Regions from separate parts of the Homo sapiens genome. Here region 2 is linked to region 1. The links are chromatin loops, found by intact Hi-C in ENCODE. Cell type or tissue: CD14-positive monocyte. All regions are shown on one strand. Links, peaks and the distances in the headings refer to the core of each region. The heading gives the core; the rest is flanking DNA. Region 1 has its middle 77 kb from the start of RYBP. Region 2 has its middle 8.8 kb from the start of RYBP.

Region 1 (2,919 bases), core at 195-2,694:
TGGGAGTTCCAGACCAGCCTGGCCAATATGGTGAAACCCCGCCTCTGCTAAAAATACGAAAATTAGCCTAGCATGGTGGTGCACATCTGTAATCCCAGCTACTAGGGAGCCACAAGAATCACTTGAACCCCAGAGGCGGAGGTTGCAGTGAGCCCAGATCGCACCACTATACTCCAGCCTGGGCAACAGAAAAAAAAAAAAGAGATGTTTTCATCCTTCATATTATTTCTCAAGATGGCATCTGTGAACAACCCAAATATCCATCAATAGTAGAGCAGATAAATAAACTGTGGCATAATCACACAACGGAATACTCCCCAGCATCACAGGGAAATGGAACTGCTACCCACAATGGCATGGATGAATCTCAGAGGTATAATGTTGAGTGAACAAAATCAGACAACAAAGACTACACACTGTAGGATTCCTCTTCTATAAAGTTCAAAAACTCACCTATCATGATCGAGTTACAAAATGGTTATCTTTGGCAGAGGGTATTGACTGGAAGAAGGCACAAAAGAGCCTTCTAGGGTGCTGGCCTGGCCTATATCCTGATTTGGGTGGTAGGTACGTAGGTGTACACATAGGTGCGCACGCATTGAGCTGTATTTTTAGCATTTGTGTACTTCGCTGTGTGTTGCATCTCAGTAAAGCAGTCCCCACCACAAAGACAGCTTCTGGATACAGGCAAGAGCTTAAACAGCTTTGGGTGCTGGAGAAGGAACCGCTCATCTGTGGAAATCCACTGGCCTTCCTGGAGAGGTCTTTCCAAGTAGTCGGCTTGTCCTCTGACGGCACCTGCTGAGGAGTGTCTGGTTCCCCTGCTCACATCTCCTTTGCTTTAACCTCCTGCGATGAGCTCCTGAGCTCAACTCCAGACCTCTGGTTCACCAGTCCTCTTAGCCTTTCAGCCACTACCCTCCTCCAGCTTGGAAACCCTTGGGGTCCTAAGGGCCTGTTGACCTGGACGTCTCTCTCAGCCATTTCTGCTACCCTGGCCTAGCAGCCACTCCCATCTGGGCCTTGTAAAGGAGGGGATGTGCCTCCCCTGTGCCAAAAGGGCTTTCTGCTTACCCCTTTTGTCTGACAGCAACTGCCTGTGATGTTTCCTCTCTATGCGCTGATGTCCTCCCGTTTCCTGGAGCAATCCCGGGAGAAGGGAGGGAGGGAAAGAAACTGTATTGACATGCACAGAAATAAGGCACACTGAGAGGTATTTTAAAATCTATTATGTCCCTTACCCTTGATTTCTTTTAGGTAGAGTCTGGTTTCTTTTCATTATGTGACTTGGGTGATTCAAATCAGCATGGTTAGGATAGAATCACGGTATTTTAGCAATGAAGAGGTTCTTAATCATCATTTCAAATTCCAAGAGGGACGATTTCCAATTGTGTGGTCCTAAGTACATGAACACATTTATTATCCTGCTTCCCACCCAGCCCCCAACACACATAAGCATCACTCATCAATCATTATGATCACCAAGAAGATGCCTCCCGACACATCCACAGTTCTAAATGTCCCAAGGCAGGGTTTAGCCTCATTTGTTTATTTTGCAGATAACGAAATTGAAGCCCAAAGCAGAAAAATGACTTATCCAAGCCCCTGACAAAACAGGGCCTGATTTCCAGTTCCGTGAGATTTGTAGGTCACCCTGTTAACTTTTGGTGTAAGTTTGAGGAACTAAAACGAGGCACTGCAAGGGAACTTCTGTTTCTTACTGAATTTCTGCTTTCCTTTCTGGCAGTAGAAGCTGTCCCATGTCACTTCCTCTTTCCCTCCCTGAGAGTTAGCAGATAGCGTGGTGCCAGAGCCATTGCTTCCCTCTCAAGCAGAGGGGCAGTGGAGGCATGTCTGAGAACTTGCTGGCAGACACACCCAGTGTGGACCTGCCCTATTTATCCACACTCTCCACCCTGACCACATTAGACAGATATGCAAACACTCAGCATCCGGCAAACCCCCCACCACCCTCCCGGCCAAGTCTCATCACAGATCCATAAAAGACAGTGAAAATACACCGAGGTCTGATTTATTCTACTTTAGATGCAAAGACTGCTCCATCCCATCACCCCATGTCATTCAGATACAGGCGGCTTGATGCTGGCAGCATGTGGAGCAAAGTAAGTGAGGAGGAGGTTCAGCACAGTGGCTGGGAACACAGGAGTTAGAGCCATTCGTTCATGCATTCATGTAAGCACTCATTCATTCATGCATGCAAGCATTCAAGCACTGGTTCATTCATTCTCCATTCCAGTGTTTATTGAGCTCTTACAATCGTTGGGTTCATTCTGGGCATCAGGTAACATGCTGGTAAACACAATAGATGTGTTCCCAACCTTGTGAACTTACAGTCTCTAGATTGAGCTCAAAACCTGGCCCTGCCACTGAACACCTATGTGGCCTTGGGTGAATTGCTGAATCTCTCTGAACCTCTACCTCTTCATCAATAAAACAGGAAAATAGAAATAGAGTTGTGAAGAGTAAGTATAAAAAAGGATGGGAAGGAACTAGCCCAGTTCCTGGTATATAATAGGTGGTAAGTAGGTCACAGTTACTATTATTGCTAAAAATTTAACATTCGATAGGAACAATCCCTAAATCCGTATACCTAAAACCTGGACATGAAATTTTGGCTAAGAGCTCTATATTTTACCTAAATTATGTATAATAAACCAGCTTTTTTCAAAGATGTGTAGTTGTATATCATAAATCAAATACACATATATATAAGGTGTATATCATAAACAAAAAACCCTATGTGTGTATAGTATGTGTGTGTGTATGTGTGTGTATCTTAACTGGCATGGTATCATAATTTCTATATTCTTTTTTTTTTTTTTTTTTTTTTTGAGGTGGAGTCTTGCTCTGTCGTCCAGGCTGGAGTGCAGTGGCGTGATCCCAGCCTGGCTCACTGCA
Region 2 (2,919 bases), core at 172-2,671, 68 kb before region 1:
AATACATTATCCTAAGTGAAAGAACACAGTCTCAAAAGGTCACATACTGTGTGGTTCCATTTACGTAACTTTCTGGAAAAGGCAAAATTAGAGGGATACAGAACAGATCAGTGGTTGCCAAGGATTAGGGGTGGAGGGAGCATTTGACTACAAAGGAGTGGCAGCAAAAAAGAATGCAGGGGGAGGGTGGAAGTTATCTACATCTTGACTATGGAGGTACTTAGAAGATAGAATGCATTTGTCAAAACTCAGACCTGTACATCAAAACGAGTAAATTTTGCTACTCAGGAGGCTGAGGCAGGAAGATTGCTTGAACCTAGAAATTTGAGGCTGCAGTGAGCTATGGTCATGCCACTGCTCTCCAACCTGAGAGACAGAACAAGAACCTGTCTCTGAAAAAAGGTAAGTAAATTTTACTGTATATAAGTTACATCTCAATAACTCTGGATTGAAAAGTTCCCTAAGCATCTACACTCCATATTCCTTCCCCTCTTAAAGTAATAACCATAAGACCTAGCATCGTGTAGCTTTGCTGTCTGCCTGGCACTGTGAATAATCCTGTCCTTTCCAGAGTATTCTTCTTTTCAGTAATTTATCCAGTTACTCAAGCCATAATCCTTGGAGTTATCCTTGACTTCTCTCTTTTTCTTATACCCTACATCAGTCCAGCCTTTGCACTTGACCTTCAGTATATATCCTGAATCTGACCACTTCCCATTATCTCTATTGCTGTCGCTCCAGTCCAACAAAGAATTACTTCTCAGCCTCCTAACTGAAAAGAGGAGGACTTCTAGTCTTCTCTTCTTGCACTCTGTACTGTCAGGATATGCTTGGTTATGCTATGGTAACCCTCCCAAATCTTCGTGATTTATCCCAACAAAGTGATTAAAGGGATTTCTTGCTAAAGCCACTTGTCTGCAGGTCAACACCTCCACCCTGTCTCTCCTCACTCTTTGGACCTAGGCTGTGGTGGCCTGAATGTGTCCCCCACAATTCATGCGTTGGAAATTTAATTCCCAATGCAACAGTGTTGGGAAGTAGTGCCTTTGCAGAGGTGTTTAGGTCATGAGGGCTCTATTCTCATGAATGGATTAATGCTGCTATAAAAGGGCATGGCAGAGGGAGTTCATCCTCTTTGCCCTACTGCATTCTGCCATGTGAGGACACAGCGTTCCTCCCCTCTGGAGGATACAGTGTTCAAGGTGCCACCTTGGAAGCAGAGAGCAGCCCTCAATAAATGCTAGCACCTTGATCTTGGACTTCCCTGCCTCCAGAACTGTGAGACAATAAATTTCTGTTCTTTATAAATTACCCAGCAGTCTTGGGTGTTTTGTGATAGCAGCACAAACAAAGACCCAGGCTTTCTGAGCTGCATCCAGCTTGAACATCATTGGTGGCTGTAAAGGAGCTCTAGAGGCACGCATTCTGGCAACCAGCTGCCTGGCCTGGAAGTGACACAGTGACCTGTGCTCACAACTCATTGGTCAGAGTCTCATGGCCACGCTGCACAACAGGAAGCATAAACAGGAAGCCAGCATGTGCCCAGGAGGTAGAGAGCAAGAAATATTTGGCCATCGGCCTTGTGATTACCATGATTCTTTAAAGTCTTCTCTCAAAACCACGTCAAGAGATCCTTTTAAGATGCTGGTGACTCACCTGCACAAAATCCTCAAATGACTTTCATGACATTTAGATGAAAATCCAGAATCTTGACTCTGGCCTTCAAGACCTGCTAACTTCATCCACCCCTGGCTTCTTCACCCCCAGCTCAGCTCTAGGAACTTGGGCCCCTTGCTGTTTCCTGCCATGTCCGGCCCCTCCTCAGGGCCTTTCTGCCTGTTCTCCTCTGGATATTCCCACAGCTACATTGCTCTCATAGTCCAGGTGGATGCTAAATGCCCCTTCTTCAGGGAGGACTTCCCTGACTAGGACATCTTACATAGCATAATCCCCAGTCACTGCCACCCTCACCCTGCTTTATCTTTCTTTACACCCTTAGCATGACCTAGCACTGTATGATGGTGTGTGTGTGTGTGTGTGTGTGTGTGTGTGTGTGTATGTATGTTTTGGCCTGGTTCATCCAGTAGAATGTAATATTTGTTGGGACAGGGACTTTCCTTTGTTCAATCCTAGTTTGTGGGCCTGTCTCCCTGTGAGTTTTTGCCATAGCAGTCCAGCCACACATGCCAGAGCCCAGGAAATGGATGATGAACTTTAGTACATTCCAGTTTGAGCCTTGTGAATATTCAGGTGAGTGGTTCCCTATGATGGTATGATTTCCTTCAGTTTTTCCATAATTTTTTTTTTTTTGAGATGGAGTTTTGCTCTTTGTTGCCCAGGCTAGAGTGCAATGGCGTGATCTCGGCTCACTGCAACCTCTGCCTCCCAGGTTCAAGCAATTCTCCTGCCTCAGCCTCCCGAGTAGCTAGGATTACAGGTGTGCACCACCACGCCTGGCTAATTTTGTATTTTCGTAGAGACGGGTTTTCTCCATGTTTGTCAGGCTAGTCTCCAACTCCTGACCTCAGGTGATCCGCCCTCTTCAGCCTCCCAAAGTGCTGGGATTACAGGCATGAGCCACTGTGCCCGGCCGTGTTTTTTGTTGTTATTGTGATTATTGTTGTTTGTTTTTTGAGAGAGGGTCTCACTCTGTTCCCAGGGCTGGAGTGCAGGGGTATAATGTCATCTCACTGCAGCCTTGACTTCCTGGGCACAAGTGATCCTCCCACCTCAGCCTCCCAAGTAGCTGGGACTACAGGCATATACCACCATGCCCAGCTACTTTTTGTATTTCTTGTAAAGACGGGATTTCACCCTGTTGCCCAGGCTGGTCTCGAGCTCCTGGGTTCAAGCAATTCACCTGCGTCAGTCTCCCAAAGAGCTGGGACTACAGGCGTAAGTCACTGCGCCTAGCCAGTT

The links. Hi-C counts contacts between places; a loop is a spot of excess contacts. Peaks named below come from ENCODE experiments on the same cell type or tissue, not always from the same donor. Only the 100,000 strongest peaks of a DNase experiment are listed, where the experiment ranks them.
Region 2: a loop joins it to region 1, with 2.4 times the contacts of the local background. A loop is called at or near these places in 6 of 110 quality-filtered maps.

Annotation. Positions count from the first base shown.
Region 1 is chr3:72,521,807-72,524,725 of GRCh38, forward strand. No RefSeq gene overlaps it. Among named protein-coding and RNA genes, the nearest start is that of RYBP, 77 kb to the left of the region's middle. In CD14-positive monocyte, for the core only: no CTCF peak of the experiment used is centred there; a DNase peak (open chromatin) is centred at 1,725; H3K4me3 peaks cover 1,567 bases; H3K27ac peaks cover 2,500 bases.
Region 2 is chr3:72,453,944-72,456,862 of GRCh38, forward strand. No RefSeq gene overlaps it. Among named protein-coding and RNA genes, the nearest start is that of RYBP, 8.8 kb to the left of the region's middle. In CD14-positive monocyte, for the core only: no CTCF peak of the experiment used is centred there; a DNase peak (open chromatin) is centred at 1,498; H3K27ac peaks cover 550 bases.